2 separate regions of the Homo sapiens genome follow, and region 2 is linked to region 1. A link is an interaction called in ENCODE POLR2A ChIA-PET data of the cell type or tissue named here. Cell type or tissue: OCI-LY7. All regions are shown on one strand. Links, peaks and the distances in the headings refer to the core of each region. The heading gives the core; the rest is flanking DNA. Region 1 overlaps NAT10 (N-acetyltransferase 10). Region 2 overlaps CAT (catalase).

What was found. ChIA-PET counts read pairs that join two places held together with the same protein. Peaks named below come from ENCODE experiments on the same cell type or tissue, not always from the same donor. Only the 100,000 strongest peaks of a DNase experiment are listed, where the experiment ranks them.
Region 2: POLR2A ChIA-PET joins it to region 1 with 14 read pairs; 3 of 35 experiments call an interaction of 5 or more read pairs at or near these places.

Annotation. Positions count from the first base shown.
Region 1 is chr11:34,143,854-34,147,516 of GRCh38, forward strand. It overlaps NAT10 (N-acetyltransferase 10), which reads left to right. Exons shown (of 29, transcript NM_024662.3): 29 at 2,231-3,055. The coding sequence ends at 2,339. Among named protein-coding and RNA genes, the nearest start is that of NAT10, 40 kb to the left of the region's middle. RefSeq lists enhancers at 1,118-1,357, 1,588-1,757. In OCI-LY7, for the core only: no CTCF peak of the experiment used is centred there; a DNase peak (open chromatin) is centred at 2,298; H3K4me3 peaks cover 1,227 bases; H3K27ac peaks cover 2,500 bases.
Region 2 is chr11:34,467,620-34,475,822 of GRCh38, forward strand. It overlaps CAT (catalase), which reads left to right. Exons shown (of 13, transcript NM_001752.4): 11 at 669-776; 12 at 3,339-3,422; 13 at 3,749-4,441. The coding sequence ends at 3,814. Among named protein-coding and RNA genes, the nearest start is that of CAT, 33 kb to the left of the region's middle. In OCI-LY7, for the core only: no CTCF peak of the experiment used is centred there; no DNase peak of the experiment used is centred there.

The DNA of each region.
Region 1 (3,663 bases), core at 755-3,254:
CTCAGGATGACAGCATAAGGGGGCTGTTTTATTACTGTCATTGCTTTAAGATGAAGTAACAAGGCTCTCAGGGGTTAAGTTCCCAAGAAGCACACAGCTAGTGAGAGCCGGAGCCAGAATCAAGTCCAGGTTTCTCCACTGCAAGGCCATAGGTTTAACTGTTACGTTGTCCTTCCTTTGAGCCAGCAGTTCTCAAGGTTTTGGGTCTTTGAGTTCCTTTATCTCTTAACAATTAAGGTCCCCAAAGGACTTTTGTTGGTTATATCTATGGAAATTTCCCATATTAGAAATGAAAAACTGGCCAGGTGCAGTGGCTCACGCCTGTAATCTCAGCACTTTGGGAGGCCGAGGTAGGAGGATCGCTTGAGCCCAGGTGTTCAAGACCAACCTGCGCAACATAGCAGACCCTGTCTCTGCAAAAAAATTTTAAAAAGAAAATAAATGAAAAACTGAGAAATTTAAAAAAAATTCATTTGTTCACAGTAATAACGGACTCAGTCGTTTTGAAAAATACTCTTTTTCATAAAAATTTTGGTGAGAAGAGTGGCATTGTTTTACATTTACATTTTTGCAAATCTCTTCAATATCTGGCTTAACAGAAGGCAGCCGGATACTAATGTCTGTGTCTTCACTGACACTATTTTGCTGTCATATCTTATACTCTCTGGAAAACTGAATATTTGTGAGAGAATGAAAATGAAAAAAGGCAAATAACTGTTTTCATACTAATCCAAATACATTTTGACCTTGTGGACACCTGAAAGGGTCTTAGGGACCCCAGCAGTCCCTAGACCACTCTTTGAAAATCTTCACTCCAAGCTTCTTATCTGCAGAGTGGTGCATTTGTAAATAACTTAGGCTGGAACCTTCATCAGTTTTCCCTGGGAGTACAATGAGGCCTCCCCTGCCCAGAGCCACTGGAATTGAGGCTTTCACAGCTGATTTGGGGGTTGATGGGGAGGGTGAGATTTTGGCAATCCCCTATTTATTGGTTTCCTTAAAAGCTTATATTTTGGAAACATTCGGGAAGAGGAAACCTTGTGTCTCTAGGAACTATAGATCCCAGAAATCAGGTACTGTCTTCCAGAGTCTCCGTTAGTCACTGTGGCATCTTGAAGGATCCAGCATCGATGCCGGCCTCATTTCCCAGATGCTTTGTGGTGCAGCACAGAAGCCCACTGTCAGTGTGACCTGTCTCTGTTTTGTACAGTATGGCAAATGTAGCACAGGGCCCATGATGGCTTTGGCCTTGAGCACGGTGGCTTTGACTGGAACAAAAGGCCGGGGAGCATGCTTGCTGTGGAGACGGCCTCAGCTCCTCACTCTGCAGAGCTTGGCCTTTCCTGCCATTTGTTTGGCCATTGCTGGTAGTGAGAAGCCTCTCGAGCCCAACAAACCAGTGTTGTGTGGTTGTTCATGTGCTTGATGGCTCTGAGTAAATGTGAAAGCTTGAACTTTGTGAGCTAAAAATACTGGTAGCTATCATTAAGTCCTCTGAGGCCTTTCTTTTTCTTCCTTTGAGAGGTACTTCATTCATATGATGTTAATGGTCTCTGGACTGAACTCTTCACGGTCTCCTTATAGGGAAGTATTTGTTCCCAGAGCAAAATTTAACCTGTAAGTTTCTTAATGGCAGGTGGCCGTTTGCTGAGTGATTCCTATGCCAGGATATCAATGAAGAATCCAGGGGCTGGTCGCAGGGTGTCACCTGAGTTACTGTTGTTTGGGTTTTCTTCTTCTCATATAGGAAAAATAAAATAATAGTAGCACATCAGAAAGTATGGCAGGGTTTTCCTTGGAGTCTCATGCCTTGTATTAAGGACTGTCTTCAGGGTCATTGGGATGAATATGTCTAGTTTCCAGAGTCACTGCAGTGGTGAGAGTGGTGGTGGGGAATCCTTGTGGTGCCTTAGGTCTGTCTTGGGAGAGGGGAGCAGAGTGTACTGCACCCTGAGGAGAACCCGGATTTCAGGTGTTAAGATCGAGATTTGTTCTTCCACAGACTAAGAGCTGGCTCAGGGCAGGAGCTGGTCTGTATGGTGTGTCCCCAGCCCCAGCACAATGCCTGCCCCCTAATAGGTTTGCAGAGAACATTAATGTCCAATTGGGTGGCCTACATCAAGTTTCAGACGGTGGAAACCCTTTTTGACAAAGCAAAGCAAGCTTAAAGCAGTCTCAGATGTTCAGATCTGTACATATTTCATTCTTTCTATTTTTGATTTTTCTCTAGTGACAAGAAAAGGAAGTTAGAGGCCAAACAAGAACCCAAACAGAGCAAGAAGTTGAAGAACAGAGAGACAAAGAACAAAAAAGATATGAAACTGAAGCGGAAGAAATAGTGAAGAGAAACTCGGGCATCTGTGTTTGATCATGGGAAGATACTCTCACTAACTGAACCCTCTCTGGCTGGACTGTTAAAAGCAACGAGAGGCCCCGGCACACCTGGAAGCTGGCCGCGAATTCGGCCTCTGGGCCTGTGTGTCTGTGAGCTCAACCTGGCTAAAGGCAGAGTCACTCCCAAATGGGTCTCTTTAGAACTTGATGGCTGGGCACTGCCATCTCTAGAATTGCCACGAGTCTCTCTCTTCCTGCCCAGTCCAGGGCCCTCCTTTCCTATAAGTTCATATTTTGCTTTGAGCCAGCTTTTTAGTCTCATTCCCACACATGTGGAAGCCACGTTGCCTCTCGACCGCCTGAGGCCCTTAAGTACATCGCTTTCTGGTGGTGCCCAGGAGGCTGCTGCTGGGCCGCTGGGTCTCTCTTTGTGGACTTGTACCTGGAGCAGGAGGAACTCCAGTCCGTCCCGGCATCCATGGCAGCCCGCGGTTAGGTGCGCCAGGGTTTGCTGATGTTGTCTTGTGCTGTTCCACTCTTGGCTCCAGCAGACCCACTGTCCCAGAAAAGCCTGATCCTGTAGTTTATGTAGAATGCCACATCTGCGTCCTCAAGACCTGTTTCATCCATTTGGGAAAAGATGTTGGGAAAGGCCACTTTGCTCGCAGGGGTGAGGGGAAGGATAGAGAATCTATTTTTAATAAATAACATTCTAGAAAGATCAGCTGCCTGTGAGTGTTCTGAAATCCACGCACCTGGACGTTTCTTCTGGTGGGTCTTGGCTGCCTGGTGGAATTTGGAAGGTGTTGGTATCAAGGTCAAAGGTGAGCAGTGTGTCTAGGGCTTCCCAGCCCAGGAGTCTGCGGGAGAAGTGGCAGGTGGCTATGGTCACCTCGAGGGGCTTGGTGTGGTGGCTGGAAGCCAGCTAGAACTGCCTCATTTCCTTCCCAGCTCCTTCCAGGTCACTTGGTCCCTTCCATTTGTTGGGAACAGAGGTAACCTGGTGGCTTTACACATACTTTGGTATGTTTGTTTAATGGTATCCAGGCTAATGAGTCTGCAGCCCCGATATGTTGTCTAGGTTCAGAGAAGGACAGGGAAGGAAACGGTAACTTCTCAGCCTAAGGGTATTTCATATACAGCTCCTAGGACTCGTCCCCACAGGGAGAAGAGCAGGTTCTGTATGCGACCCTAGGGCTGCTGAGGCTTGTCACCGAGGCTGTCAGGACATGAGCCTAGGGGTCTTTCGTTTCTTGGGACTGAAGTTTCCTGGCCACAGACCTCTGTTAGGTCTGTAGGAAATTTTGCTGGAGGCAGGGAGGGGGCATG
Region 2 (8,203 bases), core at 2,185-4,684, 330 kb after region 1:
GAAATGTAAGAATAAAATCATAGCTACAACCTTTTGATTTCAGAATGGGGCAGAGGCTGCTCGGATTCACATATCTGATACTAAGCTCCTATTTTTCATTTTAATTTATGGATATTTATTTTAGAGGTCAACCCAATAATCTAGCAAAATATCACTATTAATATGTCTTGCTTAAGAAATATTGGCTTCTGAATAACTACAGATACACATGTATAAATGAGGTAGTTTTTTAGATGTCTATATATAGATATAATTATCTATATATCAAATTATATCTCTAGCTAAATTAGTTAATTTTCCTCCATGGTTCTGGGAGAATTGAACAAAGGTATTGTGCTAAGTTTACATTCAAAGGCAGCTTGCACATTTTAGACTTGTCAGTATTAAGAATGTGGTGAGGTTTTAAATTGTAGATCTATTTATAAGAGATTTATAGCAGTTACTATAAAGGATATTATTAGAAAGCAGGTATGAGCTATTAACAAATGAATTTTACTTATTTTGCTTAAAACAAAAAGTGAAGGACACAACCCAAATTTAAAATTTAAAATTATTCTTAACTTCTAAAGTTTTTTTTATCATTGATTTCCTAAGTGTTGTAGTAGGTGAATTTTGTTGGTGATAAACTGGTGATTCAATTCTCTGCACTTGCTCTTTTCTCTGAGCAGGTGCGGGCATTCTATGTGAACGTGCTGAATGAGGAACAGAGGAAACGTCTGTGTGAGAACATTGCCGGCCACCTGAAGGATGCACAAATTTTCATCCAGAAGAAAGCGGTGAGTCTTTGTAAGCTGAAGGGTGTCCTCTGCTGGCTAAGGAAGACAGTGCAGCTGTGTGGGAGAACCCTAAAAAGAAAGTGCCATTTCTGTTTTACTTGACTTAAGAGAACTTAAAAAAAAAAAAATAAACTAGTAATCCCCAACCAACTTCTGATTATTTTCTTTCCATGTTTTATCTGGTCTGGCATATCCATCGTCCTTAGCTGTTTGTCCAGTGTGTACTAATTTAGTTGTGTTCAGACTGAATTTTGTCCTATTCTGTTTAATTCAGCTGCAGCCAAGTTCTGTGCAAGATAGTAAATGTGCAATATCAAAATGTGAGTCCTGCTGCAATTCTACTTAAACTTTGGATGATAATAAATATATCAGCCGGTGTGATGGCATGCACCTGTAGTCCTAGCTACTTAGGAGGTTGAGATGGGAGGATCGCTTGAGCCCAGGAATACAGGGCCAGCCTGGACAACATAGGGAGACCCTGTCTCTAAAATCAGTCAATCAGTCAATCAGTCTGTCTTTCTTTTTTGCATTTTTATGGTTTAAAACCTGCCTAAAGGCTTAATGTCATAATACCTCGATCCTCCTTCAGATGCAGACTAGAAATTTGCATGATTTCTGGAATAAGAACTGCAATGCTTCCAAAAGGCAGGCTAGACTTTCATGCTAAGGTGCTGGGGTATTTCTGATGGCCGCTCATCGAGCTGAGTGAAGCCCTCTCACTTCTGGTTTCCTGGCCTGTCCCAGAGCTAAGCTTTTTGCAAATCTAGAAATCCCCCTTTTTCCTTGGCCCCTAGTTGCTGCTTCTCAGTTCCTAGGGGCAGCTGGGCTAGCAGCTGTCTGGGCTGTGTCCCAGAGCCTGGGTTCCAGTATCAGCAGAGAGCTTGACAGGCGCTCTGTGTGGTAGGCAGGGCAGGATTTATCTCCTTTTACTGGAGAGAATGGATACGACAGCTTGTAAATAGCAGAACTGGGCTGGAACCCTTGGCATTCTCCTTTCACATATGCTGAAACTGTAAGGCTTTTATGGGTTCCCAATGCCCTGCCTCCTCTTGCTGTCCACTGGGGAATTCCTGCCTGAAGTGTGTGGAGTTGTGCTGCATGTACCAGTGTTCTTGTATCCTTCACATTAACTTTAGGCTGTGTCTGGGCCCGTTTCTCAATGTAAATCACTGTAATTTGTTAAGCGCTTACTCTGAGGTCAGCTCTTTTCATGCAGTAAATGCACCTCACTTCTCAGCATTTTTCTCACAGCATCCTGTGAGGTAGGTTGTGTGGGTTTTTTTTTTTTAAGATGGAGTCTTGTTCTGTCACCCAGGCTGGACTGCAGTGGCATGATCTCGGCTCACTGCAACCTCTGCCTCCTGGGTTCAAGAGATTTTCCTGCCTCAGCCTCCCCAGTAGCTTGGACTACAGGCATGCCCCACCATGCCCGACTAATTTTTGTGTTTTTAGTAGAGATGGGGTTTTGCCATGTTAACCAGGCTGGTCTTGAACTACTGACCTCAGGTGATCCACCCATCTTGGCCTCCCAAAGTGCTGGGATTTCGGGCGTGAGCCACTGCGCCTGGCCTAGGTTGTATGGGTTTTTTTCCCCGACAATAAGCAATTCTGTAATTCTTTGACAGTAACTGTGTGTCCTATAACTCAATTCAATTCTAACAGTAGCTCCTGGAGCTAGAGTCAGAACCCAAAGATTTAGGGGTCATTTCCCACTTTAGATAACAAATGAGGTACCCTGGCTATGCACACTTCTGCAGATTCTGACTGCAAATCAAACCCTTTCCTCAGGTTTGATAATTTGCTGGAAAGACTCATAGAACTCAGGAAAATGATTTACTTATGATTACCAATTTATTATAAAGAATACAACTCAGGAATAGACAAATGGAAGAGGGGCATGGGGGAAGGCCTCGGAGCTTCTGTGCCTCCCTGAGTGGACCACCCTTCTAGCTCCTGGATGTGTGCACTAATCCAGACACTCCCTGACCTTGCCAGTTGTGGGTTTTTCTGGAGGTTTTATGACATAGGCATGATTGATGAAATTATTGGCTATGGGTGATTGAATACAATCTCCAGCCCCTCTCCCATCCCTGGAGGTTTGGGGGTGGGGCTAGAAGTTCTAACCTTCTGATCGCGTGCTTGTTCTTCCTGGTGTGAGCCTCCATCAGGAATCTATGTAGGCCCCCATGAATCATCTTAGTAGTATATAAAAGACAGTACATTCGAAGGGTTTTAGATCTGTGTCAGGAATGGGGGACAAAGACCAAATAGTATTTTTAAAATTATACTGATTAGGTGTCATTTTCTTGCGCATTTCGGCAGAGGGACATAAGCTCAGTAAGTTAAGTGACCTATCCGAGGTTGCTCAGCCAGTATATGTCAGAGTGTTCACTGGACCTGCATCTTAACTCTGAGGCTGGCATTGTTAAACACCTGTAGTACTGCCTCCTGCTGAAACGTCTTTCCTCCCCTATGGAATAAACACTGGGAAACCACAGTCCCTGGGGAGTGATATAGTAGGGAGTTAGAGTAATGCTTGCATTTATTTTCCTTTGGCCTTAGGTCAAGAACTTCACTGAGGTCCACCCTGACTACGGGAGCCACATCCAGGCTCTTCTGGACAAGTACAATGCTGAGAAGCCTAAGGTAAGCTGGGAGCAGCCTGGCCATGCAGAGGCTGTGTGTGCTGGGTTGGAGTAGGCATGACTTAGTTACCACTTAGCATTACAGTCTGCAGGGGCCATTACCTGCCACTGTTAGATTTCTTAGGCAGCTGTGCAGAAATTCATTTGAGAGATAAAGAATTCACTGGCAAAACACATACTCTTCATTTTAGCGCTGGGCAATTTAAGACAGTTAAAGTGAATGAATTCTGAATTATTATTTTCATTTGCATACATATTAAAACTGAGTAAATATCACGTTGCTGCCCATGAGGTGATTAACCTGCTCATCTTGTTCTTTTAAAACAGAATGCGATTCACACCTTTGTGCAGTCCGGATCTCACTTGGCGGCAAGGGAGAAGGCAAATCTGTGAGGCCGGGGCCCTGCACCTGTGCAGCGAAGCTTAGCGTTCATCCGTGTAACCCGCTCATCACTGGATGAAGATTCTCCTGTGCTAGATGTGCAAATGCAAGCTAGTGGCTTCAAAATAGAGAATCCCACTTTCTATAGCAGATTGTGTAACAATTTTAATGCTATTTCCCCAGGGGAAAATGAAGGTTAGGATTTAACAGTCATTTAAAAAAAAAATTTGTTTTGACGGATGATTGGATTATTCATTTAAAATGATTAGAAGGCAAGTTTCTAGCTAGAAATATGATTTTATTTGACAAAATTTGTTGAAATTATGTATGTTTACATATCACCTCATGGCCTATTATATTAAAATATGGCTATAAATATATAAAAAGAAAAGATAAAGATGATCTACTCAGAAATTTTTATTTTTCTAAGGTTCTCATAGGAAAAGTACATTTAATACAGCAGTGTCATCAGAAGATAACTTGAGCACCGTCATGGCTTAATGTTTATTCCTGATAATAATTGATCAAATTCATTTTTTTCACTGGAGTTACATTAATGTTAATTCAGCACTGATTTCACAACAGATCAATTTGTAATTGCTTACATTTTTACAATAAATAATCTGTACGTAAGAACAGAGATGGTATTTTCTTTCTTTCGACTCCATATGTAACTGTAAACTGCTACCAGACTCTTAATTTGAACATCATCATTTTCAGATGTTTACCCTTAAAAATGGAAATGCCAGTATCTCGAGGACTCCATGTTATTTGTTTAAATCTATAGCCTTTGGACAGCCTTCTGAGACACTGATAAAATAGCAAATGCCCCAACTTTGAAAATTACTTAAATCTCTTGTCCATTTGCTCACTTACCTGTGATTGACTTTTTAAAACAAGGGCTCAGAACCACTGGTCACTTTCCTCTTCCTTCTTTTTAAAGCCCATATTTGCCTATCATGGTTGAAAATCACATGGAAGACTTTAAAGATGAGTTCTGAATACTAAATGAAAATTTGTTTTCCTTGAAAATCTTTATTCCGTTCATATTCAAAACCAGTTTGTGCCGGGTGTGGTGGCTCATATGCCTGTAAACCCAGCACTTTGGGAAGCCAAGGCAGGAGGATCACTTGAACTCAGGAGTTTGAGACCAGCCGGGGCAACATGGCGAAGCCCTGTCTGTACAAAAAATACAAAAATTAGCCGAGTATGGTAACGCATGCCTGTAGTCCCAGTTACTAGGGAGGCTGAGGCGGGAGGATCTCTTGAGCCCAGGAGGTTGAGGCTGCAGTGAGTCGTGATTGCACCACTGCACTCCAGTCTGGGCAACAGAGTGAGACCTTGTCTGAAAACAACAACAATAACAACTAAAAACAAAAAACCAAACCAGTTTATACTTTCAGGAGTTCCTGAGTTACGGGCTTCAGGAAACAGACCACTAGCAGACAGATACAAACTCATTCTTGGTCTTTTAGCTCAAATTTCTTTACTCCTCTGTCAAACCCTCCTGCCTAATTCCCCCCGTATTTGAGTATGCTTTGAGACTGTTATATTTGTAGACATAGAAAATAGATATATCGGGCTGGGTGCAGTGGCTCACGCCTGTAAACCCAGCACTTTGGGAGGCCAAGGCGGGTGGAACACCTGAGGTCAGGAGTTTGAGATCAGCCTGGCCAACGTGGTGAAACCCCATTTCTACTAAAAATACAAAAATTAGCTGGGTGTGGTGGCATGTGCGTGTAATCCCAGCTACTCGTGAGGCTGAGGTGGGAGAATCGCTTGAACCCAGGAGGTGGAGGTTGCAGTGAGCCAAGATTGCGCCACTGCACTTTTTATTGGGAAAGGTGAGAACTTCTGGAGATGGTTGGTGGTGATGGTTGCACAACAGTGTGAATGTATTTAATGCTACTGAACTGTACACCTAAAAATGGCTAAATGGTAAGTTTTGTGTATATTTTACCCCACAAAAAAATCCAATGGTCCATTCTTAGTCCTTGTCTTACATGACCTCTCAGCGGTGTTTGACACAGTTGGTCGTTCACACTGCCTTCTTCATTGTTTATTTATTTTAGAGACGGCATATCATTATGTTGCCCAGGGTGGCCTCTGCCTCCTGAGTAACTGGGACTACAGGCACACATCACCATGCCCAGCTTTCCTCCTCGTCCCTTTCTCCTCCTCCTCATTTTTCTTCCTCCTCCTCCTCTCTCTTCTTCTTGTCCTTGCCCTCATCCTCCTCCTTTTTTTTTCTTCCTTCTTCCTTTTTTCTTCTCTCTCTTTTTTAAAATAAGAGCTTTATTGAGATATAATTCACATACCGTAAAAACCACCCATTTAAAGTGTACGAGTAAATTTTTTTTGTATATTCACAGAATTGCGCAACCATCACCACAATCAATTTTGGAGCATTTTCATCACCCCAAAGGGAAACCTGTACCTATCAGCAGCCACTCTCCATTTCTTTCTTAACCTAGTCCCCAGCCCTAGGCCATCATGAATCTAAGATTTGCCTACTCTGCATGTTTCATTTAAATGGAATAATATAGTATGTGGTCTTTTGTGACTGGCTTCTTTCACTTAGCATAATATTTTCAAGATTCTTACATATTGTAGCATCTATGAGTGCTTCATTTTTTTAATTGCCAAATAATATTCCATTTTATGGATTTACTATGTTTTATTTATCCGTTTATCATTTGATGGACATTTGGATTGTTTCTACTTTTTGGCTATTATGAATAGTGCTGGTATGAACATTTCTGTACATATTTTTGTGTGGACATAACATTTTCATTTCTTGCATTCTCATCTTAAAAGGTGTTTTTCTGGCTGGGTGCGGTGGCTGCCACCTGTAATGCCAGCACTTTGGAAGGCTGAGGCGGGCGGATCACGAGGTCAAGAGTTCAAGAGCAGCCTGGCCACTATGGTGAAACCCCATCTCTAATAAAAATACAAAAAAAAATTAGCTGGGCGTGGTGGCAGGCGCCAGTAATCCCAGCCAGTCAGGAGGCTGAGGCAGGAAAATTGCTTGAACCTGGGAGGCGGAGGTTGCAGTGAGCCGATTGCGCCACTGCACTCCAGCCTGGGTGACAGAGCGAGACTCCGTCTCAAAAAAAAAAAAAGGTGTTTTTCACCTACACTCTGCCACACCACTATCTAAAAATGTAAATATTAGACTCTTAATATATAAAAATCTGTTCTTTTGCTGTGTCAAGCCCCTTGACATAAGTAACTCCATCTTAGAGACTCCATCTTATATTTCATAGGGCACTTTGCGAACAGGGACAAGATGTTTGCTTAATAAATAAAGACTGCATCCAACCAGATGAGGACATCAACAAGCACACTTTTCCACTCTCAGTCCTCACTAGAGGACTGTGGCTATAAAAAGAACAGGACTTGCGCAGCTTGAAATGGCCGTCTTAACTACACCATCTTGCTGTTAATCATGATAATCACCTGGCATCTGCCACTGAAGGCTCTCGGACTGCCTGGCGCAGACCAGGAGATTCTTTTTGCCTTAGTCGCTCTCCCTGAATTGATTCATTAACCCTTTCTTCCTATCCTTCTTCTTTTGATGTTCAATATTACTTTGTTGTGGCATGTTTAATCTATAACATTTATATTTTAAGTATACTATTATGTATGATCTGCCACATTGACTGACTTGTGGAGTGGCTTGAGCCTGTGTGACTGCAGCTCTGACTATCGAGCAAATGGGAAGCACTGAGGCAAACTGCCTCCTTAGGAACTCCGTGCAGCTCGTGGCTTTTGTGATTGAGATTACTTCAAGAAAGTCAGACATTGTGGAAAGACACAAATGTGCATGGACCTGATCATCTCTGACCTCACGCTGCTCATGAGACTTGCTCTTCTAAAAGGAGGGCTTGGTCTGGGCTTTTAGAAGCACTGTGAAGGATTGCCTAGTTTGTTTCAAATAAATGTCAGGATTTTGGTTTAAAAACACATTAATTCGGCCAGGCACGGTGGTTCATGCCTGTAAGCCCAGCACTTTGGGAGGCTGAGGAGGGGAGATCATTTGAGGTCAGGAGTTTGAGACCAGCCTGACCAACATGGTGAAACCCCATCTTTACTAAAAATACAAAAAATTAGCTGGGTGCGGTGGTACACACCTGTAGTCCCACCTACTCAGGAGACTGAGGCAGGAGAATTGCTTGAACCCAGGAGGGAGAGGTTGCAGTGAGCCAAGATTGTGCCACTGCACACCAGCCTGGGCAACAGAGTGAGACTCAATCACAAAAAACAAAAACAAGACCAACCACATTAATGTTTTCTTTCCTGGGTAAAGGGCATCACTCTGATTTGTGATTTGTACTATGGAAGTGTTTTAAGAACTTCTTAGCACTCATTTTTCTGGGAGAAAAGCCACAAGCAAGCTA